Linked DNA regions of Homo sapiens: region 2 is linked to region 1. A link is an interaction called in ENCODE POLR2A ChIA-PET data of the cell type or tissue named here. Cell type or tissue: HCT116. All regions are shown on one strand. Each heading gives the region's core, and the rest is flanking DNA. Links, peaks and the distances in the headings are about the cores only. Region 1 has its middle 120 kb from the start of MIR4704. Region 2 has its middle 38 kb from the start of MIR4704.

Evidence for each region. ChIA-PET counts read pairs that join two places held together with the same protein. Peaks named below come from ENCODE experiments on the same cell type or tissue, not always from the same donor. Only the 100,000 strongest peaks of a DNase experiment are listed, where the experiment ranks them.
Region 2: POLR2A ChIA-PET joins it to region 1 with 8 read pairs; 2 of 35 experiments call an interaction of 5 or more read pairs at or near these places.

Annotation. Positions count from the first base shown.
Region 1 is chr13:66,090,407-66,103,282 of GRCh38, forward strand. No RefSeq gene overlaps it. Among named protein-coding and RNA genes, the nearest start is that of MIR4704, 120 kb to the right of the region's middle. In HCT116, for the core only: no CTCF peak of the experiment used is centred there; no DNase peak of the experiment used is centred there.
Region 2 is chr13:66,173,347-66,186,222 of GRCh38, forward strand. No RefSeq gene overlaps it. Among named protein-coding and RNA genes, the nearest start is that of MIR4704, 38 kb to the right of the region's middle. In HCT116, for the core only: no CTCF peak of the experiment used is centred there; a DNase peak (open chromatin) is centred at 7,732.

The DNA.
Region 1 (12,876 bases), core at 1,576-9,575:
CATGTCCTGAAGCATAATTAAAATTAAAATAGTAATTGAAATTAGTTTTTACCATGGTATCTGACATACAGTCATAATGTTCTTCTAATAACATTTCATATGAAAACACTGTTATACTCTAGACATACACAAAAACCAAAACTTAAGCAGCTTTAAAAACTGCTTATGATAAAATATTTAAATACACAAATATATAATCTAATAAATAATGATTTATCTATTTCCAGTTTGAACAATAAACTCATATTCAATTTTGTTGTGTTTATCCTTTACCCATTATACTCCAAGAGGTTATCTTCGAAGAGATAATGACTGAAAAATTTCAAGAACTGATAAAAGACGCCAACCTACATATTCAAGAAGGATAAGTATCCAAAGAATGGTAAATCAAAATAAATCTCCATCCAGAAACAACTTAAAAAAAACACACACACAATAAATGAAAACTTCAAGATGAGATGCTACAAATACATATTTATCAGTACTTTAAAAAATTACATTCAAATGCTGCATAGCTGCAAAATTTATAGAAATTACATAGTTACATTGATTATCATCTACGAATTTAACAATACCTACAAAAATGGTAGAATAGAGATTTAGATGAATGCATAGAGAATCTGTCTAAGAAAATTAACAAGGTATATAGGTCCTATAGAACACTGAATCTAATACAAAATACATACTGTTTTCAAATATATATAGAATATTCACTTACTGTAAAATATACCTCAACAAATTTCAAGGGCTCGGAAGGACATTACAATCTGTATTACAGAGAGTATAAATAGATTACTAAAAATAAAATGGTGACCAGGAAAGTATAAGCTACAAAATTAAGAAAAAAGATTCCAAATATTTTTGAGTCAAAGTCACAGTGCTACTAGAAATTGGAAAATATTTATAAACTTAATTAAAAATATTTCAAAACTTATCAGTTAAGGTTATATTACTTAAAGAGAAATAGGCCAAATCAAGGGTCAGTAAACTGGCTTGTTGCTCAAAGCCAGCCTATTGATGTTTTTGCACAGCTATTGGGATAAGAATTTTTGAACACTTGTTAAGGGTTTAAAAGTAGGGTTTAAAAAATGTAAAGATATTTGACAGAGTCCATATATGTCCTGCATAAGTTAAGATATTCACTATCAGCCAATTTACAAAAAAAAAGTTTACTTATTTCTATATACATGCTTATATTAGAAAAGAAAAATAATGAACTGAAGAGAGCATATTTCCTAGGAAATTAATAAAGGACCAGTAAAACAAACCTTAAAGAAATTAGAGGAAAACAGTCAAGATAAGAATAGAGAGTAATAAAATAGAAATCAAACATATGTTTGCTATCAACAAAGCCAAAGCTGTTTCTTTGAAAGTCTAATAAAAGTGACAAGCTTCTGGTGAGACTGATCAAGAAAAAAGGAGAGTAGGCACACATAAACAATGTTAGGAATGAAATAGGAGATATAACTACAGATTCTCCAGACCTCGAAATGTTATTAAGAAGCTACAATGAGCAAAAGGGATATGAACAGATGCCTCAGAATGTTAAAAGTTAATAATATGAAAAAATTATGCCAGCATCTAAAAACACACATGATGCTGAATGCAAAAATTCTAAATAAGATACAAGCAAATAAAACTGAGCAATGTATTTGAAAAATAATACATCATAACCTAGTTGACTTTATTCCAAAAAGCAGATTGCTTGTGATGTTTGTGATAGTGACAGGAGGCTCAGAAATTCTAGGCAGACAGGGGTGGGTCCCTGACAAAATCCCACCTTCAAGCCATAAAGCCTGAAACCCGTGGCCCAAAGTGAGAACCTCTATCCCTGTTTTCCTGCTCCAATGTTGCCTTTTCCTAAACTACCAATGGCCTGCTCTGCCCCACATCCTATGCCTATAAAAACCCCAGACTCAGCTGGTAGACATGACTATGGCTGGACGTTGGCAAGAAGTGGCTTGACTTTAGAGAGCTTAACAGTGTAACTTTGTAGAAAAATCCGGATGGAGATGACTGGACTTCAGGGGAAGGTTACCTACCTTTCTCATCTGCTTTTCAGCTCCCTTTCCCACTGAAAGCCACTTTTATCAGCAATAAAATCCCACTCATTTACCATCCTTCAATTTGTTTGTGCAATCTCATTTTTCCTAGATGTCAGACAAGAGCTCGGGAGCCACAGTGGGGAAACAAAAGGCTGTCGCACTGGCCCTTTGCCCTCGCTAGTGGAGGGCAGCCACCTTACACTAAAAGGCAAAGGGCCCACTGAGCTATTCACACTTAAGCCATTTGCAGATGGCAGAGCTAAAAGAGTCCTGTAACAGGCCCTCTTGGGCTTCAGGAATGAGAGGCACCCCCTCCGGATGCTGCCAGTGGGCCTGCGTGGAGCTTGTTCCTGCCAGTGCCGACGCAGCAGGCCTGTTCCAGCCTTGTGTACTCCACTTTCCACCTCATTTGTGCTCTCCCTCCCGCAAGGAGTTGAGAGCAGTGGGCTGAGTAAACGAGGTACCACTGTTGCGAGTCCCGTGAAGGGGTCAGGGAAATACCCTGCTTCAGTTGGATAAACAGAAAGTCACAGAATGGAATTTACCACAGCAAATAAAAGAAGAAATACATTATTGTATCAGTGCATGACTAAATATCTAGCAGAATTCCATTTATTTTTATTGTTTTTAAAAGTATTTTTATCAAACTAAAATTAGAAGGGAAATTTCTTATCCTGAAAAAAAAATCAGATGAAAGTTATATATAAAAAAAAAAGTGAAACTGTATTGGATATCATATATTGATGTTAATCTTATTTAACATCAAAAAACCCAAAGAAGCCTACCATTAGTACTCATAACTTCTATTCAACACAGTTCTGGCATGCCTCGCCAGTGAAATAAGAGAAAACGGAAATAAAAACACCTTCAGATTCTTCTATAGAAAAGAAAGGGGTAAGCATTAGAAATAAATAAAAGTCATTATTCACAAATAATATGGCAATGCACATCGAAAAGCCAAAGGATTTTTATATATAATTGTTAGAATTAGAAATAAAAAATAATATTAATAACATTTCCCTATTTGGGTAAGAAAAATTGATACTAAAATGAAATATAGCATATTAGAGCAAGAAATGTTAGCTTTGATAACAAACCACTATACAAAGCTCACTGGCTACAGAATGAATAGGACCTAGAATTTGCTTGTTATTGTAGTAAAAAATAATTTAATTGTACATTAAAATAAGTAAAAGAGTATAATTGCATTGTTTGTAACACACAGGATGAATGCTTGAGGTGAGGGATACTCCATTTACCCTGATGTGATTATTATGCATTGCATATCTGTATCAAAATATCTCACATTAACACATAAATATATACATCTACTATGTACCCACAAAATTTAAAAAGTAAAAAGAAATCTCACTGGCTAAACAAACAATAATAATTTATTTTCAGTCAGGACAATAGTTCAGTCAGGTGTTCCATGAGTAGTCTTGTAAGTTATATTAATGGATCCTGCCTCTTTTTGCATCATGCAGCATCATCTTCAAAGACTTCCTCAGAATTCTCCACTCAACTTTTATATCCATTTAGCCAAAGAATATAGAGAAAACCCAGAGATTGCTGTAATTGTTTAAGAATAAGCATGGAAGTGACATATATCACATTAAGGGGGCCTTGAAATTTTAATATTCCTATGTTCCCACAAAAATGAAAAGGTTTCCTGATTATCGATCTGGTTCTCCTACAATAATTGTTTGTATGTGTGTGTGAAAAGTGTCAATAATTTTTTTCTTTTTTCCATATATAGAACTCACCAGCCACCTTCTTAAGGAAACATAAACAAACAAAAACAAAAAGTTTCAAATCCTACTGAAAGCAATGCATTCATTTCAGGGGCCAGGCTTTCCAGTTGATGTGGTTTCTTGTCTTTCAAGTATAGTCATGGTTCTTTGTGGAACAGAAATCTGTAAAATAAAAGTAAATTGTCCCCATTCCCTCTGCCCCACCCCCATACTTCCAAAATAGTGATTAAATAGGTACCAGGTAATGACAATAATTTTTCCCCTTCTGGGGAAGGGCGAATAATAAATCCTCAAGGTTGCCTATGTCCAGTTGGGTACAGTGGCTCATGCCTGCAATCTCAGCATTTTGGGGGGCCAAGTGGGGGGCAGATCATCTGAGGTCAGGAGTTCAAGACCAGCATGGCCAACATAGTGAAACTTCGTCTCTACTAAAAATACAAAAAATTAGCTAGGCATGATGGTGGGGGGCCTGTAATCCCAGCTACTTAGGAAGCTGAGGCAGGAAGATCGCTTGAACCCAGGAGGTGGAGGTTGCAGTGAGCCAAGGTGGTGCCACTATACTCCAGCCTGTATGACAGAGTGAGACTCCATCTCAAAAATAAAAAAAGAAAAAAAAAGTTGCCTATGTCCTAATTTCTAGAATACATAGTACAAAAAACCTTTAAAGTATGAATGAACTAATGATATTGAGAAAGGTGGACTCCATATAATCACAAGAATTCTTGTAAAAGGGACACAGAAGGTTCAGAAAAAGAGGGAAGATTATGTGAGAATGGAAGTCTAGAAAGAAAGGAAGATACTATGCTTCTGGTTTCGAAGATGGAAGAAGGTGCCACAAGCCAAGGAATGTAGGCAACACTTAGAAGTTGCAAAATGCAAGGAAACAAATTCTCTCTAGTCTTTGGAAGGAAGGAATGTGGCCCTGTGGAACCACTTTAGACTTCCAACTTCCAGAACTGTACGATAATAAATTTGTGTTCTTTTGTAATTTCTTACAGTGGCTATAAGAAACTAATACAGATTTCTGGTAACTGGAATGGGGGGCTACTTAACAAATAATTAAAAATGCAGAAGTGGCTTTCATATTGGGTACTGCATAGAGGCTAGAAGCATTTTTTTTTCTTTCTTTTCTTTTTCTTTTTTTTTTTTTTTTTTTGAGATGGAGTCTCGCTTTGTTGCCCAGGCTGGAGTGCAGTAGCGTGATCTCGGCTCACTGAAAACTCCACCTCCCGGGTTCACGCCATTCTCCTGCCTCAGCTTCCTGAGTAGCTGGGACTACAGGCACCCGCCACCATGCCCGGCTAATTTTTGTATTTTTAGTAGAGACGGGGTTTCACCACATTGGCCAGGATGGTCTCGATCTCTTGACCTCGTAATCCGCCCACCTCAGCCTCCCAAAGTGCTGGGATTACAGGCGTGAGCCACCGTGCCTGGCCAGAGGTTAGAAGCATTTTAAATGGTATACCTTGAACAGACTGTTATTAGAAAATGAATATTAAATACTCTGCTGGAGATAGCTGAGAAGGAAGTGAGGAACACAGTAGAGGAAAGCAAGATTGTTTTTTAGAAAACCTAAATAATCAGAACCAGAATTTTGGTAGTTAATATGAAATCCTCCTGTTGAGGGTGAGTACAAAGAGAATTATGTGGAGAAAACCTGTTAGAGAAAACCTAAATCATCAATAAAAGTGGTGCTGGTGAAGCCTCAGAAGCAATTGAAAAACATGTTGCTGGAAACTGGAGGAAAAAAGGATCCTCGTTGTATTGTGGCCAATCTTTGCTGAATTATGTCCTACATTTATGTGGAAAACAAAACTTGTAAGCAATGAACTTGGATACAGAGCTTAGATCTTCTACAAATTTTAAAGATGTGTTCTGATTTCTCCTTGCTGTTTACAATAAAATGAGAGAGAGAGAGAGAAAAGAATTGATAAATTGAGGGAAGAATGACTAAGTAAAACAAAACTGGAACTTGATAATTAGGGGAATTTTCAACCTATCCAGACTGAAGAAAATTTAAAATAAGAATATTCACTGTTTAAAAAGCATGCTTTAGAGAGATAACCAAGTATGTTACTGGACAACCTTTTTCTAGTGCTTCAGAAGGAATAAAAGGTCATAGCATTGAGTCACAAAGAAGGGTCTTTGAAGTGATTAGGCACATGATTCACTGATCTCATCAGTCACCTCGGCAGAAACCAAGAAAGAGAAGAAATTATCTTGAAAAGTCCTTTGGAAGAGCCCTCCTGTCTAATGGAGTGAGTCTCTGTGACTTACACAGGAGACCCATGAGATTCTTTGGAATGTTACAAGCATAAACAGGGCAGTTTGGACTGAAAAGGACAGAGGGAGAGCACGCTGGAAGAAGGCTGTTGGAACCTGAAAATTCAATAGTCATGTAACTAGCTAATAAAACTATTAAGTCACAAACTGGTGCTAGCTATGTTCATGAAAAAGGAAGAATGTCTCAGAGAAGGGAGTCTTGGGCTAGCATTGCGACAAAAAAATATATAGAATATACTATTCATAGAAGCACACAAAGATAGTAAAATCTATAAATAAAATCAGGTGAATGATTAACAAAATTTAGGGTAGTTACTAATTGTAAGGAACAGGTAAAAGGCCTTGGTGGTGGTACCTGAATGTGCATTTTGTTATTGTTCTTTAGCCTTTCCAAACATATTTTGTACTCACTCACACACCCTTGCACATAACTGGGAAAGCAAAAGGAATGAATGAATATATATATATATATATATATATATATATATATATATATATATACACGAATTTATTAATGTAAAAAGAGATATAGTGTTACCTTAAAGAAAACAAACTGGGAAAATGCTTAGTAAACCTAAAAGGGAAAGAAAAAAAGAAAAAGAAAACTGGGATGGGAAAAAGCAAAAATACCCCAAATGTAAATAAAATGGGGCTAAAAAAGTAAACATGTAAAGAGGATTAAAAAGAACAATCAGGGATATTTTGTTTATCTTTGTGTCAATAAATTGATAACCTGCATTATATTAATGATTTTTCTGTAAAACTACAAATAAACAAAGTCGACCTTGGAAATATGAACATGTCATTTACTGCATAAGGGACTGGAAATATTTTCAAAGAATTACTCCCAGTCATTCTACAAATAAGACAACAATGAGAATTTTTCAGGTGAATTCTATAAAGATTTAAGTAATAGAAAATTATTGACACTATTCTAGAGCACAGATTGGAAAAGGAAACCTCTTAATTTTATTTTACAAAAGTATATTCTCTACGATAGTGCTCATGCATGCATAAATGCACACGTATTCACAAACTATTGACCAAATTCCTTTATGAATATCAATCCAAAATAATTCAAATAAAATATTAAAAATTTAGAATCTTGGAACACTTTGAAGACTAATACACCATGACTAAGGAAGAGTATCTAGAAAGGTTCAATATTATGAACTCTATTAACACAATTCACCATATAAGTAGTTCAATTGTCATAGAATCTACACAGCTTTAGAAACAATACTTAATTTTGCCCAATATTATGCTGAACACCCTTCAAGTGTTTTCACAAAATTTTTTCAAATAAATAGTTCCCTAACATAATTTTAAAACCAAAGCATACCATATTTAATGATAAAACAGTTCTATTAAATCAGGAATGAGAAAAGTAAAAGAAAATATAATTGGGAACTATAAGGCAACATTGACATTTGAAGACTGTGTACATTTAAAACCCAAGAGAATAACTAAAAGCTATAAAAAATGTACTCAGTAATAGGACTAATTACAGAATTACTGTTAGATTATGTATGTATATAAAGAAAAACACACACACAAACATAAGAGATAACAACCAATATATTCTTGCAATTGAAAATGTTGGGAGAGGCTTACCTAGAAATTGTAGTAATTATAAATCTTAAAAATTTCATTTCTAGAAATGAAACCTACAGATAACTCACAGAAATATGCTAGGCACAATTAGAAGACTATTTCTTGCAGCACTATTTTGAAGAGCAAACAATGGGAATCAATTTTTATTGATAAAAGACTGAGGAAGATCATTACAGTCCCAATCATATATGAGAATAGTATTCAACTGATTAAAAACTCTATCAAAATATACTGGTTTAGAATAACCTTAAAATTAATTCTTAAAAAAGCAAATAGTATGTGTAATATGCACTATTTATGCAGAACAAAATATCTGTTTCCATGAGTCTAGAACATTTCTTGAACTATACATACATATAAAAACTGTTAATTGTGCTCTTTTGGAATGAAGATTAATGTCGTATGGCAATGGGATAAGACTTAGAGTTATATGTATATTGTTTTGAATTGTTTAAGTTTCATCATGTTTGTCACTTTTCAACTCAAAAGTCATACTCCTATATAGGGATAGAAGAATAGATGATGGATGGATGATTAGATAGATATATAGATAGATGGAACAAAATAAGTATAAGCTTTTTAGAAGACTACTATGGAAATCATCTCATTTAACAACCATCTTATTTGTCTCCTATTTTTTTCTATTTATTTTCTGGAAGAAACTAATTAGTTTTTTGTTTCTTATTTATCCAGACTTTCCTGCTTACTACCTCCATGTACACATCACTCCTAGTAAATTATCGATAGTTCCTTGTATACTCAGCTTTCTCTTTCTTGAGTAGTCACCTAATTTGTTTCCAAGGGTACATTTAGACTAATGTTAAACTTTATTTTATCTTACAGAACTCTGATTATCTGCACTGTAATCACAGAACAAAATTTTATTTGGCCTATACATTACAATCTCACGATCATTCCATCTATAACCATTGTTTACATAAAGTCCTAATTATTAGCCAATATATGAAGATTAGTAAGAATTGGAATGGTAAATTGACTTGGTCATTTAACAAATATTTATTGGCAACTTACCATATATGCATGGCATTCTGCTGAGATAAGGAAATAAAAGAATGAAAAAAATTCCTACTCTCTAGGCTCATATTGAAGGAGGTAAATAAACACATACACAAACAATCTTAATGCAATGCATGCTACAAAGAAGACATGCACAGAGTATTAAGGGGCTCGCAAAAGAAAAGCCTAACTGCATAAAAAGTAGTCATGGAAGCTTTTCAGAGACGTAACAGGCTGCAAGTGCACTAAAGAATCCTTTTGAATTTGCCTAATGTACAGAGAGAATAAACTAGCTAAACTATTAAGTGTTAGTGAATGACAAGTTCAGCAAATAGCATTTAGCCCAGCATGCCTGAAAGAAGAGCATATGGCATGGGTGGAAAAGTGATAAATCTTTAAGGTGAAGGGCCTTGTTAGATGTGCTTTAGTGTGCATTGTGCTACAAGCAGGGAAAACTGTTAAGTGAAATAAAAGTTTGGAGGACAGGGGGAAGAGTCATGACATAATCATATTATTGTTTTGAAAATATTCTGGCAGCAACATGGAAAACAATATAAAAAATGGACTGAAGCAAGGACAAGTCTGGAGTTGGGAGATACATTTTCCTGATATTGAGACAATTCTTTATAAAGGCTGGAAGGTAGAGTTACATATAAGAAGATGAAAGGTTGTAATACATAAGAATGTGGAGGCTTTGGGCCCGGCGCGGTGGCTCATGCCTGCAATCCCAGCACTATGGGAGGTGAAGCAGGCGGGTCACTTGAGGCCAGGAGTTTGAGTTACCAATACGGCAAAACCCTGTCTCTATTAAAAAAAAAATAAAAAAAACATTAGCTGAGTGTGGTGGCCCACGTTTGTAGTCCCAGCGACTCAGGAGGCTGAGGCAGGAGCATATCTCCTCAACACGGGAGGCGGAGGTTGCAGTCAGCTGAGATCGCACCACTGCACTCCAGCCTGAACGACAGAGTGAGACTGTGGCTCAGAAAAAAAAAAAAAAAAAGTAGAGGCTTTTAAGATCAACTAGTTCTGCCATTTAATCAATTTTAAATTATCCATACGCTGTCTCCAACAAGTGTTTATACAGCCTGTGTGAAAAGACCAGGAAAGCCAGAGGATTAACTCGGTACTTGCCTTGGTAACCTATTATGTTTTTTATATTTTGGACAATTCTCAATGTTACCAAATGTCATTGTAGCCAAAGTAAGCATATTCATCTATTGCACCTTTTTTTTAAAATTTTTAATGATTAACAGCCCTATTTTTCCCTTTCCAACCTCAACCTTCAAAACCACCCAGAGAGTGTGTTTTTATCCTCCTTGGACATCAGTTTCAACTTGCAAGGCTTTGGAATCAGTTTTCGCTTGTACAGTATATATGAATAATTAAGCTACACAGAGCAGATATATTGATTAGGGTGGACCTGAATGTTATAATGAATTCTGACTTACTTGATTGAGTAGAATTTTGTGCTTTCTTATGAACTGTGTTAAATAAAATTAATGATTGAGTATAAGCCTCCTTTATATAACTCAAGACTTGTATTACATAAACACTTTTAAAACAAAAGAATAATATCATGTAGTTGAGAAAATCTAGATAATAAAGACTAAAATAAACTAAGGCCAATTAAAAAAAACAACAACATAATTTTAAGTTTAGAAATATGTGTCCAACATAAAGTGTAAATACAACTACATAAACTCAAATGCAGTACTTTTGAGTTTCAAACCACATGGTTTTAATCATAATGCCATATTTACTGAGTTGATAGAAGGTAAGAATCAGTATTAACAGAATTCCTTAACTTATTAATTTCTTATTAATTTTAAATTTTAAATTTTAAACTTGTTTTTCCATTATAGTCACATAAATAACATTGTGAAAAGCACCATTTGAGATATAAAAATATATTTGTATAATAACTTTTATTGACAAGAGGATAATAAAAACCATGTTTTGAAAAAATAAATACTTGTCTCTGGAACCAAAACATAAGTTGGTAACTTTGTAATGCTGCAGGTGTTAAATGTATATATGCAGTATGTGTATATGCATACAGATAGACACACACATATGTACCCGCATATATGCATAGTGATTAGCATTGTGTTAAATATGTGATCTTCAATGTACTAAATGTAGAATCAGTTTTGCAGTACATTATCAACTCCTAGCTTTCAAGGCATCATCTATCCCCAGTAATTTTGCCTATTCTACTGATATGATTCCCCATAGTAATTTTTCACCATATATATGCATTTCATTATTGATATCCACTTGTATTGATACCTGTAAATAATTCTTCAGAATAAATTTTTCTAATTTAATCCCTATACTCCTCCCATGGGACAGGAATCTTACAAATACAGAAATTAAAGTTTCCAAGAGTTTAAAGTGTCCAACATAAAATGTAAATACAACTACATAAACTAAAATCCAGTACTTTGAGTTTCAAACCCCAGGGTTTTAATCATAATGCCATATTTACTGAGTCGATAGAAGGTAAGAACAGTGTTAACAGAATTCCATAACTATTTTATTTGTTATGCTTTTATTTTCCAGGCATGGTCTCATTTTCATTGGGCTTGGGGAAGTAGAACCCATAGCCATCAATCTCAATGCCACTTTCCCAGTACTCTTGGAAATGTTACTTTTTTTTTTTTTTTTTTTTTTTTTGAGATGGAGTCTCCCTCTGTAGCCCAGGCTGGAGTGCAGTGGCGCGATCTCAGCTCACTGCAAGCTCCACCTCCCAAGTTCATGCCATTCTCCTGCCTCAGCCTCCCAAGTAGCTGGGACTACAGGTGCCTGCCACCAAGCCCGGCTAATTTTTTTGTATTTTTAGTAGAGACGGGGTTTCACCGTGTTAGCCAGGATGGTCTCGATCTCCTGACCTCATGATCCGCCCGCCTCGGCCTCCCAAAGTGCTGGGATTACAGGCGTGAGCCACCGCGCCTGGCCAGAAATGTTACTTTTAATTATAATGATAATATCAAATTTCATTGGCAATAGCTGTAAAGATTACCACATTAAATCTGTTTCTGATAAACCGGTTTACTGTTAACATAAAAATATTACCCAATATATCATTGATTATTATCAATATATATAAATTTCCATTATCAAAATGTATTTCATGGAAAATCTTTTATTTAGGGTAGATTTTAATTCTGGAAAAAAGTAATTATGTAACAAGGGCATGTATTACTATTCATTTGGTTATGAAAAATCTTAATGCCAAATTTAGTTTTACTTGAGAAAATACATTTGTCTATAAAACTCTGCATATTTTTGTTCTTTTTAAAACCTCATTGTCTTATTTATAGCCATGATATCTTTTACAAGTGGATTTTAAGTCATGTAAAATAGATCTCTGTGTAAAAGTATGTAGAATAGATTATGATCTATGTAAATAATATGTATATGAACATTTAAAAAGTAAGAAAATCTGGATCTGAGAAACTGAGATATGTAAATTTTAAAATAATGTTCAAAATGTAATTTTATATTTCTATACAATTTTAAAATATTCATATAAGCTTTTAATAATAGGTATCATATGGTCTTGAAAAATATGTCTTGTAGTAGTATACACAGTGAACAAGAAACTGCTATTCAGGAAAACTAAAATTGTTTTAGAATGTCATTTAAGGACAAAGTTTAATACAAAGTAACTTCATTCTTATGGGTATAATTAAAAGCCTATCAAAAAAAGACCAAAAAAACAGTAGCTGAGAAATAAAAAGTGGTTAAAACCACGTAAATGGCAAATTTCTATATAACTTGCTTGGCATCCAATTTTTGTTAAATATTTAATGTTTCTAGAATGAATGCCTGCTTTTACATCTGTCTTCTTGCTTTTCTCTATAGGAAAAGTGAAGCAGATGGGGACAGTGAGACAATATAAAGATAATTCTTCTTCCTGAATGTGAATTCACTAAATAGTTAGAATTTTTGCAGCAGCAGTCATACACCATAGACAGAATGATAGTCCTATAATCTCACTATACATAGAGAACAGCTGTTTTATATATTGCATACTTTATTCCTTTTTTTATACATACATTACACACTGAAAACATACAAGACGATGTGCGTATATGTCTGTGTATATATGTATGTATATTCATATGTATTTGTATATATTTTTGTTTCCAGATTTTTTC
Region 2 (12,876 bases), core at 2,799-10,798, 84 kb after region 1:
CATAGATCCAGGCATAAAGTGAAAATGAGGCCTTTGAAAAGTCACAAGGATAAAAGAAGGTATGCCCCTTTTCTTGTGTTTGTTTTTAAGAGTGAGGATGAATTTTCCCAGACATGTCCGACAGAGTCATATATTATTTGCTAGAATTATCACATGGCCATTCACATGACTATCTCTTAAGAGGGTGAATAAAATTACTGTGAGTACATGGCCTTGGACTAATAAAGATCAAATAGAAGGTAGCTTTCTGATACCTGAATGGTAGAAGGGTTCTGATGATAAAGACAAATGAAGTGTTGGTGGTACTATTGGATTAGCAGCACACACCGTCTGCTACAAACACTTTATTTATACCACTTGTATAAACAATCACTCTTGTCCTTGAATAATACTTATTTTGGTAAGAATCATACATTAATTTATTCAATACGAGGAATTTTAAAGAAGAGACCACATTGGAAAGCTTTTCTTTTTTTAAACGTCCTAACTTAGCTGGATGTAGTTGTTTAATTATAATAGGTAGTCAATAAAACTTTTTTGAACGAATGAATACATTTGTAAGTTATTGTTTGGCATGCAGTTTTCATTTGGACACATTTATTTTTAGCTGAAACTAAATATATTTTTCTTGACTTGGTGAAATGCTTCCTTAACTATATTTTTAGAATGCTTTTTTCCTAAGAAGAAAACATTTCAGTGTACAATTTGCTTCGTATAAAAACAAAAAAGGTATTTTTAAACTGCAACTTTTACAAAATAAAGTTTAACACTATATAGGAAGACGGAACTTCTTTAAGTTTAATAACGTGATCTCCAACTACAGTACATCTGCAATAATTTTAAGTTAACTGCTTTGACGCAATTGGTGTGAATCTTTCCAGAGACAATATAAACACCAAATGTTGGAAAATGACTTATGAGTTTTGTCATTTGTCTTTAAACAAAAAGGAAAATGTGCTTGGAATAAAAATGAATAGTTTATTTCAATTCTATTATAAAGAAATTCAATTATGGATTTAAAAAATGGCACTTTCTTTTAATTGCCATTTCCATAACTTTATCCAGGGTGTCTTTTCTCTAACCTGGACTTAACTCCAGCTGCCTGCACTCTATGCATTCCAACTTAGCAACAAAATGCTACTACATTGATTTGACTTTTACACACAGATCCAGTCACATCAACCTCTTATGTAGCATGTATAGATTATACATGATCTAGAGAATTGAATACCATTTTTCATTGTTCTGATAATGAAGTCTATTCTTAAAATACACCTAACTCAAGTTTTCATCCTTCCCCTTCTGATATCCAAACACATCTTATTCTCTAGTCTACTTGTATTAATCACAGATTTCCAAACAAAATCTTTGGTTTCTCCATCTGTCAATATTCTTACTTTACTCAAGATACATCTATACAGTTTTACTCATTTGGGAAAACTTTTATTGTATATCTACTGTCATGTAATCTTTCCATCCAATTAATAAGCTTCTATTAATATTTCCCATAAGCCACTGTTATAGTTGAATTGTGCTCTTCCCACCAGAAAGAAAAAAAAATAAGGGATGTTGTAGTCTTAACCCCCAGTAACTTATTCGGAAATAGGAATAGGGTCTTTACCTATAGGAATAGTTAAATTCCGATGAGGCGATACTGGAGTAGGATAGGCCCCTAATCCAATATGACTGGCACCCTTATAAAAGAAGACACAGAGACCACAAGGAGAACACCAAATGAGGGCAAAGGCAAAGATTGAAGTTAGGCAAATGCCAGCAAAAGGATATTAAAGATTGCCAGCAATCTTTCAGGAGCTAGGAAGAGGCAAGAAAAAGATCTCTCTACAGGTTTCAGAGTGAAGGTGCCCTTGCCGATGCCTTGATTTTGGGATTCTAGACTCCAGAACTATAAAACAACCAAATGCTGCTGTTTGTGTGACTTTTTAAAGGAAGCCCTAGGGAATTAGTGCAGCCACTGAGTAGAGTCCCTATTATTTTATAAATATTCATGGATATCCCTTCCCTTTTTCTCCTTCTCTCCCCATCCTCCTATTTAAACACAGTAGTATATCATTTTCTTTCTTCCCATTATAAACCATATGCAGGTAAGAACTTTACCTTATCTTTAAATGTATCACTCATTTTTGAAACTTCTTTAGTGACTTAACAATAATTGTTTTTTTTTTTTTTTTGAAGATTTTGCCTTTATTTTTATTTTATTTTATTTGATTATTATACTTTAAGTTTTAGGGTACATGTGAACAATGTGCAGGTTAGTTACATATGTATACATGTGCCATGCTGGTGTGGTGCACCCACTAATTCGTCATCTAGCATTAGGTATATCTCCCAATGCTATCCCTCCCCCCTCCCCCCACCCCACAACACTCCCCAGAGTGTGATGTGACTTAACAATAATTGTTACCTAATTAAAACAAATGAAAACATTCTGAGACAATATTATGATTTAACATTCCTTGTAAGTGCATCCCAATGCTTCAGGCAAACACCTAAAAATATTTACCAAGTAATTCTGATTTCTTAAATTTTTTCTGCATATCATATGGCATACAAAATCATATACATTCTTACAAATGGTGAATTTCAAGGGCTACCTAACTTAAAACATACAAATGCAAAGATAAATATTCATTCAATTGTGTAGATAGTAATATAAGTAAACATGTAGTGGTTCTAAAGCCCTTCTATTTAACATTTAGAATATATGAGTATCAAGTGGGTAACTGAGAACCAATTAATTGCACATACCTACGTATATATCTGCTTTATATGTATATAAAGGAGGGAAAATAGAATATTAAACCATCATATATCTATTACTCAATTTGAAAATTATCATCTCAAGACCAGTTTTATTCATGTATGCACCCACAACTTCCTTCACATTCTAGTGAATTATAAAAATGTGTGTTTGTTTTAATTTTTAAAATTTTCTTTCATCAATCTGTTATCCTGTATCTGGTGATTTTTCTACCTATTAGATGCCCAGAAAACATTTCTTATAGGTCAATTTAGAATATCAGAATATTTCTGATTGGGATATTCTAAAATGTCTATATGAGAATATTGAGAAGTAAGACTTGAAAGTCAGTGATTAAGGAAACTTTTTTTTTGAGATGGAGTCTCCCTTTGTCACCCAGTCTGGAGTGCAGTGGCGTGATCTCAGTTCACTGCAACCTCCACCTCCCAGGGTCAAACGATTCTCCTACCTCAGCCTCCCGAGCAGGTGGGATTACAGGCACGTGCCACCATACCTGGCTAATTTTTGTATTTTGGTAGAGATGGGGTTTACCATGTTGGGCAGACTAGTCTAGAATTCCTGGCCTCAAGTGATTCACCCACCTCAGGCTCCCAAAATGTTGGGACTACAGGCGTGAGCCACTGCGCCTGACCTAATTAAGTTTGAATGCCAGCAGTGATCTCAATGTGTTCCGTTTTGGGGGGTAAAATGAGGGAAGGAGTGTTGGATTTTCATTTAGTTATAAATAAACAAAGAGTCCAAAATTAATAGGTGTAAAATAAAAGATTGAAAACCTTTAAAAATTTAAATGGTTCTAAGACAGCTGCTGTAGTCCCCACGGAATTCCTAGCTGGTCATTAAGCCTAAACTGATCCCCACATTTTACTAATCTGGTGTCAGTTGCAGGGAAAGGGTATCAGGAAAAGTCTAGGAGTCCAGGTAGGACAAAAGTTTGAACAGGTGAGTGGTGCCAAATTTCACAGGAGAGGATGAATGATAAAGAATAGGGCTTTGAGTATCTGCCCTCTCACTGTCAATAAAGTGCTTGTAAATAAGAAAATTAATGCGGAACAGATGAAAGGGCCTCACAAGGGTTAGGCAATTCAGACATCATAAAAAATGTGACTGATATTTTGGAATGAAAGCACTGTATAACATTCTTTATTTCCAATGCACTTATTTAAAAAGTTAATTTTTTTGCATAATATACAGGTTCTAAACCCTCAGCTTAAAGCTATAATTGCAAACTTAAATAAAATTTTAATTTAAAAAAATTAAAGTTAATTCAGTATCTTAAAAGTCTTGGCTTTATGATATATAATCTCATGAGGGAAACAGATTTTAAACAAATAACCAAGGAAACATGTAATTTCAGGTAATGAAAATAAGTCAGCAAAATGAAGAGCTTGATAGTAACTTGAGGGAGGACTATTTGACTTAGAATGGTTAAACGCATCTCTGAGAAAGTAAATTTGAACAGAGATGTAAATGACAAGAGGGAGTGAAGCACAATGATTTCTGTAGGAATATCTTTACAGACAAAGGGAATGGTGAGAACAAGGCCCCTAAGACCAAGTTTGGCTATAGATGGAAGAGAAGGAGGGAAGAAAAGAATGTATAGAGTTGAAATCAAGGGCCTTGACAGGGTATTAGGTAAAGTCAAGTAGATCGTAAAAGGAGTCCCACTTCTAAATTCTTTTGGAAGCCACTTGCAGGGTTTAGAACAGTGGAGCAATATGAACTACTTTCAAGTTTTACAGGAACACACTGTCACTTTCCTGAACTGACTTTATGTTGTTGGAAGAGTAGATGCAGGAAGACAAGTTTGGCTATTGCAGCAATTCTCGGAGACATAAAGGTGTTTTAGGCTAGGATAGTGGGTTAGGGTTCTCTAGAGGGACAGAACTAATAAGAGAGATGTATATAAGAAGGGGAGTTTATTAATGAGTATTGACTCACACAGTCACAAGGTGAAGTCTCACAATAGGCCGTCTGCAAGCTGAGGAGGAAGGAAACCAGTCTGAGTCCCAAAATGTCAAAAGTAGAGAAGCCGACAGTGCAGCCTTCAGTCTGTGGCCAAAGGCCCAAGAGCTCCTTGCAAATCTCTGGTATAAGTCCACAAGTCCAAAAGCTGAAGAAATTGGAGTCTGGTGTTCGAGAGCAGGAAGCATCCAGCATGGGAGAAAGATGAAGGCCAGAAGACTCAGTAAGTCCAGTCCTTTCCCATTCTTCTGCCTGCTTTTATTCTAGCTGTACTGGCAACTGATTGGATGGTGCTCACCCAGATCGAGGGTAAGTACACCTCTCCCAGTCCACTGACTCAAAAGTTAATCTCCTTTGGCAACACTGTCACAGACACACACAGGAACAATACTTTGTATCCTTCAGTCCAATCAAGTTGACAATATTAACCATCACAAGTCCACCCTTGTCAACTTGAACCCATAAACATCCCCTGAAATCATACGTAATCTTCAAATAAAGGCAATAATAAGGTCATAATTAGGCCTAGCATAATACAGCTATCCTTTGTACAACCAGAAGCACACTAATCCTTAACCTAAATATTGTTACACAAAGTTAGCAATACTCAAATGCTGATATGAAGTCAATAAATCGTATGTCACAAGATAAAGGGGAAAGGAAATAAAATGAAGATATTTTCTTATTACGAGTGTATACATGAACAAACATGTTCTTAACAAAATAAGAGGGAAATACTCATGACAATTACAGTCTTCATTTCTACAACTGGTCATGTCGTTGTAGCTGGTATTGATGACTACCTTCTTCTAGTACCTATTCTGTATTTCCTTTGCCTTCAGCAAGCATCTCAGCAGGTCATTGTTTTTTACCTGGTGAAGTGACCCAAACCTTCATTCCTGAAGGGTCGGGGCCATTTGTAGTCCTGCCTGGATTGGGTTGTTATAGTTTCCCATTGACCTTAATCACAGGGCATAGTAATACTAAAAGACACGCTAAGAGATCTCCTGTATTCCACACTTACTCTTCCTTACCTCCATTGTGGAGTAGTAGACTGATTTCATCTTGATAGTCCCCAACACTGTAACTCCCTTCTTAGCCTGTTGATTTGAAGGTAGGAAGATCCCAAAGTGGCCAGGTGGCAATCTCAACTTCCAGTTTAATGGAATCATTGGCATTCCTCCCTCTGGAACTAAGATCTCTAGGTCAGCAGAAAGTAATGTCATGGAAACAGGAAGCAAAAATTTTGCTAATGGATCACTAGGGATGATGGTGAGTGGTGCCAATTCCACTTCCACCCCCTTGATTCCTGGTCCCGTGAATCCTGGCTATGGGAGAATCAGTACCATATATTGGATGCGGATTCAGAGCATACACAGTCTTCTGGAGAACTTTGCCCCAGCCCTGCAAAGTATTGTCATCTAGTTGGCATTGTAATTGTGACTTCAAAAGGCCATACCACCATTCTATCAATCCAGCTGCTTGAGGATGATGGGTAACATGGTAAGACCAGTGAATTACATGAGCACGAGCCCATTGCCACACTTCTTTAGCCATAAAGTGAGTGCCTTGGTCAGAGGCAATGGTATGTGAAATATCATGATGGTGGATAAAGCATTCTGTGAGTCCATGGATGGTGGTCTTGGCAGAAGCATTGCAGGCAGGATAGGAAAACCCATATCCAGAGTAACTGTCTGTTCCTGTGAGGACAAAGTGCTGCCCTTTCCATGAGGGAATAAGTCCAATATAATCAACCTGCCACCAAGCAGCTGGTTGATCACCCTGAGGAATGGTGCCATATTGAGGACTCAGTGTTGGTCTCTGCTGCTGGCAAACTGGACACCCAGCAGTGCCGTAGCCAGGTCAGCCTTGGTAAGTGGAAGTCCATGTTGCTGGGCCCATGTGTAACCTCATCCCTGCCACCATGGCCACTTTGTTCATGGGCCCATTTGGTGATGACAGGAGTGGCTGGGGAAAGAGGCTAAGTGGTGTCCTCAGAATGAATCATCCTATCCAGTGATTACTAAAATCTTCCCCTGCTGAGGTCACCCATTGGTGAGCACTCACATGGGATACAAATATCTTCACAGTTTTTGACCAGAGAGGTCTGCCTACATACCTCTTCTCCAAATTTTGTCACCAATTTTCCAATCATGCTTATTCCAAGTCCCTGACCATCCAGTCAAACCATTGGCTACAGCCCATGAATCGGTATATAATCACACATCTGGCCATTCCTTCTTCATTGCAAAGTGCACAAACAGATGCACTGCTCAAAGTTCTGCCCACTGGGAAGATTTCCCTTTGCCACTGTCCTTCAGGAATATTCTAGAAAGGGGCTGTAGTGCTGCAGCGGTCCACTTTCGAGTGGTGCCTGCATATGATGCAGAACCATCTGTAAACCAGGCCCTCGTCTTCTCTTCTGTTGACTGATCATAGGAAACTCCCCATGAGGCCATTGATGTAGGCTGGGGGAAAGAAGACAGGGTGGCAGGAGTGGGGATCATGGGCATTTGAGACACTTTCTCATGTAACTTATTTGTGCCTTCAGGACTTGCTTGAGCCTGATCACGTATATACCACTTCCATTTGATGATGGAATGCTTCTGTGCACGCCCAATATTATGGCTAGATGGGTCACAAAGCACCCAGTTCATGATAGGCAGTTCAAGTCACATGGTGACTTGATGACCCACAGTCAAACGTTCAGTTTCTACGAAAGCCCAGTAACAGGCCAAGAGCTGTCTCTAAAAATCACAGTAGTTTTCTACAGAAGATGGCAGGGCCTTGCTCCAAAATCCTAGAGGCCTCCACTGTGATTCACCTATGGGGGCCTGCCAAAGGCTCCAAACAGCATGGCTATCTGCCACTGACAACTCAAGGACCATTTGATCTGCCGGATCATATGGCCCAAGTAGCAGAGCAGCTTGTACAGCAGTCTGGACCTGTTGCAAAGCTTTCTCCTGTTCTGGATCCTACTCAAAACTGGCAGCCTTTCAGGTCACTCAAATAAACAGGCCTGAGTAACACACCCAAATGTGGAATGTGTTGCCTCCAGAATCTAAATAGGCCCACTAGGCATTGTGACTCTTTCTTGGTTGTAGGAGGCGCCAAATGAAGCAACTTATTCTCCACTTTAGAAGAAATATCTCAACAGGCCCCACACCATTGGACCCCCTAGAAATTTTACTGAGGTAGAAATTCCCTGTATTTTAGTTGGATTTATTTTCCGTTCCCATACACTGTTAATGGCATGGGTAATTCCCATACATTGTCAGATTTATTTCCCATTTCCCATACATTGGTAAGATGCAAATGTCTTACTAATAAGTTCAATGTGTTTGCTACTTCTAGCTCATTGGTTTCAGTCAGCATAATGTCATCAATGTAATGGACCAGGGTGGTATCTTGTGGAAGAGAAAAGCAATCAAGATCCCTGTGAACAAGATTATGACACAAAGCCAGAGAGTTGATATATCCCTGAGGTAGGACAGTAAAGGTATATTGCTAGCTTTGCCAGCTGAAGGCCAATTGCTTCTGGTGGGCATTATAGACAGAAATGGAGAAAAAGGCATTTGCCAAGTCAATGGCTGCATACCAGGTACCAGGAGATGTGTTAATTTGTTCAAGCAATGAGACCACATCTGGTACAGCAGCTGCAATTGGAGTCACTGCTTGGTTAAGCTTATGATTGCAATAATCCATTGTCATTCTCCAAGATCCATCTGTCTTCTGCATAGGCCAAGTAGGAGTGTTGAATGGGGATGTGGTAGGAATCACGACCCCTGCATCTTTCAAGTTCTTGACGGTAGCACTAATCTTTGCAATCCCACCAGCGATGTGATATTGTTTTTGATTTACTATTTTTCTAAGTAGAGGCAGCTTTAATGGCTTCCATTTGGTCTTTCCCACCATTTTAGCCCTCACCCTACCAATCAGGGAGCCAATGTGGGGATTCTGCCAACTGCTAAGTATGTCTTTGCTAATTATGCATTCTGGCACTAGGGAAATGACTACAGGATGAGTCCGGGGATGCACTGTAAGTTGGACCTGAGCTAAAACTCCATTAATTACTTGACCTCCATAAGCCCTTACTTTAACTGGAGGACCACAGTGACATTTTGGGTCCCCCGGAATCAATATCAGCTCAGAGCCAGTGTCAAATAGTTCCAAAAAGTTCTGATCATTTACCTTTCCCCAATGCACAGTTACCCTGGTAAAAGGCTGGAGGTCTCCTTGGGAAGGATTGGAAAAGATTAACAGTATAAATTGTTGGTAGTGGAGTTGGGTCCTTCTTTAAGGGATCCAGCCTCCCTTTCATTCAAAGGGTTCTGGGTGTATAAACTGGTTCATGTCTGGAAATTGAGGGGCTGTGATTCTCTATTTTCATAATTGAAATTAGCCTTTCTTCCAGTTGACCTGGAAGTTCTCTGCTTATACAAATTAAGTAAGAATGCAGTGGGATTCCTATCAATTTTACTTCTAGGAACACCGTGATTAATTAGCCAATGCCAGAGCTCTACATGAGTCAGACTATTCTGATTGCTGCCTTGCCTCTGCTGTTCATCACAGTAACTACGTCCACATTGCCTCTGATGACTGAGTGCTGTCACATGGCCCCTGTCACCTTGGGATCCAATTATTCCCATTGCATTTAAATTGTCTAATTGAGTGACTGCAATTTCCACTGTAAGATCTGGTATACAGATAGGAGCAATCACAGAGCTCTTCAAGGATGCAGGTGCTCCCCTCACAGATCTATTTCACAAAGTATTGGTAAAGGGTGTGTCTTCTGGACCATCCCAGCTGGGATGAGTAGATCTAAGGTCATGAATCCACTATAGCATTCCAATCTTCCTAAGCCTTTGGGTCCCTTCCTCTACATTAAACCAAGGGAGACCAGGCATTTCCAGCTCTCTCACAGTGGATAAATTATGAGAACCTTTTTTGGTTTTGTTTTGTTTTGTTTTGTTTTTGCGATGGAGTTTTGTTCTGGTTGCCCAGGCTGGAGTTCAATGCGGTGATCTCAGCTCACTGAAACCTCCACCTCCCAGGTATTAGAACCTTTTTCAGCTCCTTGAGCTGCCACATTAAATGCAGGATCTCTGCTTCATGGGTGCATATCAAGAAATTCAGCCTGATCCAACTTTATGTTCCTTCCACCATTATTCCACACCCTTAATATTCAGTCTATGACTGTTCTCCAGATTTCTGCTTATATAAATTAGAAAACTCTAGCAGTTCTTTCTGAGTGTAGCACACCTCATGGGTCGCACTCTGAACCTCACCTCTAAGGTCTTGCCAGAACTTGAGTCTAGTTACAGGTCTAAAAGCAAATAGCCGTGTTGGGGGTAGGTCCTGAAGAGAATCATCATTGTCTTACCTGGCCACTGCCTCAGGGGAGGCTAACACTGTTGACTCAGGCAGTGCATGGTTAATCTCCTCAGGCAAAGGTGGAAGGGCTGATGGCATATGGGTGGAGGAGGAAATGTTGCCACCACTAGGGGTGGGGAGGCTCTTTCCTCTGGCAGAGAAAGCTCATCAGAGTTTACAAGCTCTGTGATTCTAGCTTCATCAGGGTCCTCCCACGTGTCCCCATTCCAAGTTGCAGGATCTCATTCTTTTCTAAAGTGAAGTCAATGCCTTCACTTTAATGAGAGAGCTGATGAGACTGAGCGTGCACCTGTCATTGCAGGTCAGCCACTCTCTTGATGAGAAGTTGTATCTGATTTTCCAAAATTTCAGCCCTTCGTCTACAGGAGACAAGACTCTCACTCAGGGTAATCTTAGAAGACTTGAGGCTCAGTATGTGCTCCTGAAGGAAGGAGTTAGAATCCTTGAGTTCATTATTTTATTTCATCACTTTGTCCGATGAACTTAGGAGCAACCAACCAACTTCATTTTATCCCTTGGTTCTCCACATGTGGTCAAAGGTATTATGTATAGAGTCACTAAACTCTTTGCCTCTCATGAGTGGTGAATTAGGAGTTTCAAATGCACTTATTTTGCATAATTCTCTAAACAGTTCACACCAAGGACTATTGATGTTCTCCATACTATTAGAAGTAGTCTTTAGGATTTTTGGGTTTAAACATGTTAAGCAGCCAATTCCAGAAGCTCTAAAACCAACTAAAGAAATACATCCCTACAATTCTGTTCCTCTAGAACCACTCCTGTTACCAAAATCTGTATTAGTCAGGGTTCTCTAGAGGGACAGAACTAATGGGATAGATGTATATATGAAGGGTTACTTATTAAGGAGTATTGACTCACACAATTACAAATTGAGTCCCACAATAGGCCATTTGCAAGCTGAGGAGCAAGGAAGCCAGTCAAAGTCACAAAACCTCAAAAGTAGGGAAGCTGACAATGCAGCCTTGTCTGTGGCCAAAGGCCCAAGAGCCCCTGACAAACCACTGGTGTAAGTCCAAGAGTCCAAAAGCTGAAGAAATTGGAGTCCAATATTTGAGGGCAGGAAGCCTCCAGCACAGGAGAAAGATGAAGGCTGGAAGACTCATCAAGTCTAGTCCTTCCACATTCTTCTGCCTGCTTTATTCTAGCTGCACTGTCAGCTGATTAGACGGCGCCCACTCAGATTGAGGGTGGGTCTGTCTCTCCCTGTCCATTGACTCAAATATTAATCCCCTTTGGCAACACCCTCATAGACACACCCAGGAACAATACTTTGCAACTTTCAATCCACTCAAGTTGACACTCGATATTGCCTTGTCCATTGCCTACACAGAGCCAGTTCATCAAGACAGGGGAATTGAAATAGAGAAAGAGTAATTCATGCAGAGTCAGCTGTGTGGGAGACCAAAGTTTTATTATTACTCAAATCAGTATCCCCAAGCATTCAGGGAGCAGAGTTTTTAAGGACAACTTGGTGGCTGGGGGGGAGGCCAGTGAGCCGAGAGGGCTGATTGGTCAGAGATGAAATCATAGTGAGTCCAAGTGGTCTTCTTGCACTGAGTCAGTTTTTGGGTGGGGGCCACAAGATCAGATGAGCCAGTTTATCAGTCTGGGTGGTGCCAGCTGATCCATCAAGTGCAGATGGATCAAAAGTCTGCAAAATATCTCAATCACTGATCTAAGGAGCAGTTTAGGGAGGGTTAGACTCTTGTAACCTCCAGCTTCATGACTTTTAATGCATAATTTCTAACTCATGGCTAATGTTAGTACTACAAAGGCAGTCTAGTCCCCAGGCAAGAAAGAGGTCTGCTTTGGAAAAGGGCTGTCATTGTCTTTGTTTTAAACTATAAACTAAGTTTCTCCCAAAGTTAGTTCAGCCTATACCCAGGAATAAACAAGGACAGCTTGGAGGTTAGAAGCAAGATGGAGTCAGTTAAGTTAGATCTCTTTCTCTGTCTCAGTCATAATTTTGCAAAGGTGGTTTCAAAAGTAGATGAAAATTCCTGATAAATTGGATTTAAGTTTAGGGGAAAGAGAAGTCAAGGTTGACGACTAGGTTTTTAGTCCAAGCAACCTAGTGAAGGTGGTACCTCTACTAAAACGGGGAAGAGGGGCCAGAAGAGCTTTTTGAGAAACAATCTTTTGGTCATATTAATATTGAGAACTCTATATAAATCGAATTATCACTTAAACTGTGGTGACTCTGGTACTAGAGCTCAGGAGAGAAATTAGTGTTGAAATACAAAATTTTGGATTCAAAAGCACACTGAGTATATCTAAAGCTAATCTGTAATCCCTAATATTATATGCTGGTGGTTGTATTCCTTATCCTAGCACTATTGATTTAATAATGCAATAAGATAGTTATCCATTTTCTTCCTCTGGATAAAGTGCACTGATTTCTTTTCCTTTTAAAAAATATTTGCTGTCTATAAAATAAACCCAGACCATTCTATTGATTTGAGCATGCTTGTTGGAAGGTCTTGAACCTCTTTTTATGCCTCTTCTCTTCGAAAAGAGATAACAGATTCACAGTAAAATATTGAGAAAAATTCAAAATGTGTTTTATAAATACAGGTTCTCATTCTTCACATAGCAGATACTCAGTAAACATTTTTATGTTCAATTAAATTTATAAGCAAAAGCAAAATATTATTATGTTTAAAAAAAATCAGAAAGTTAACTAAGTAAATTCATTTAAAACATATCCAACTCCACCACCT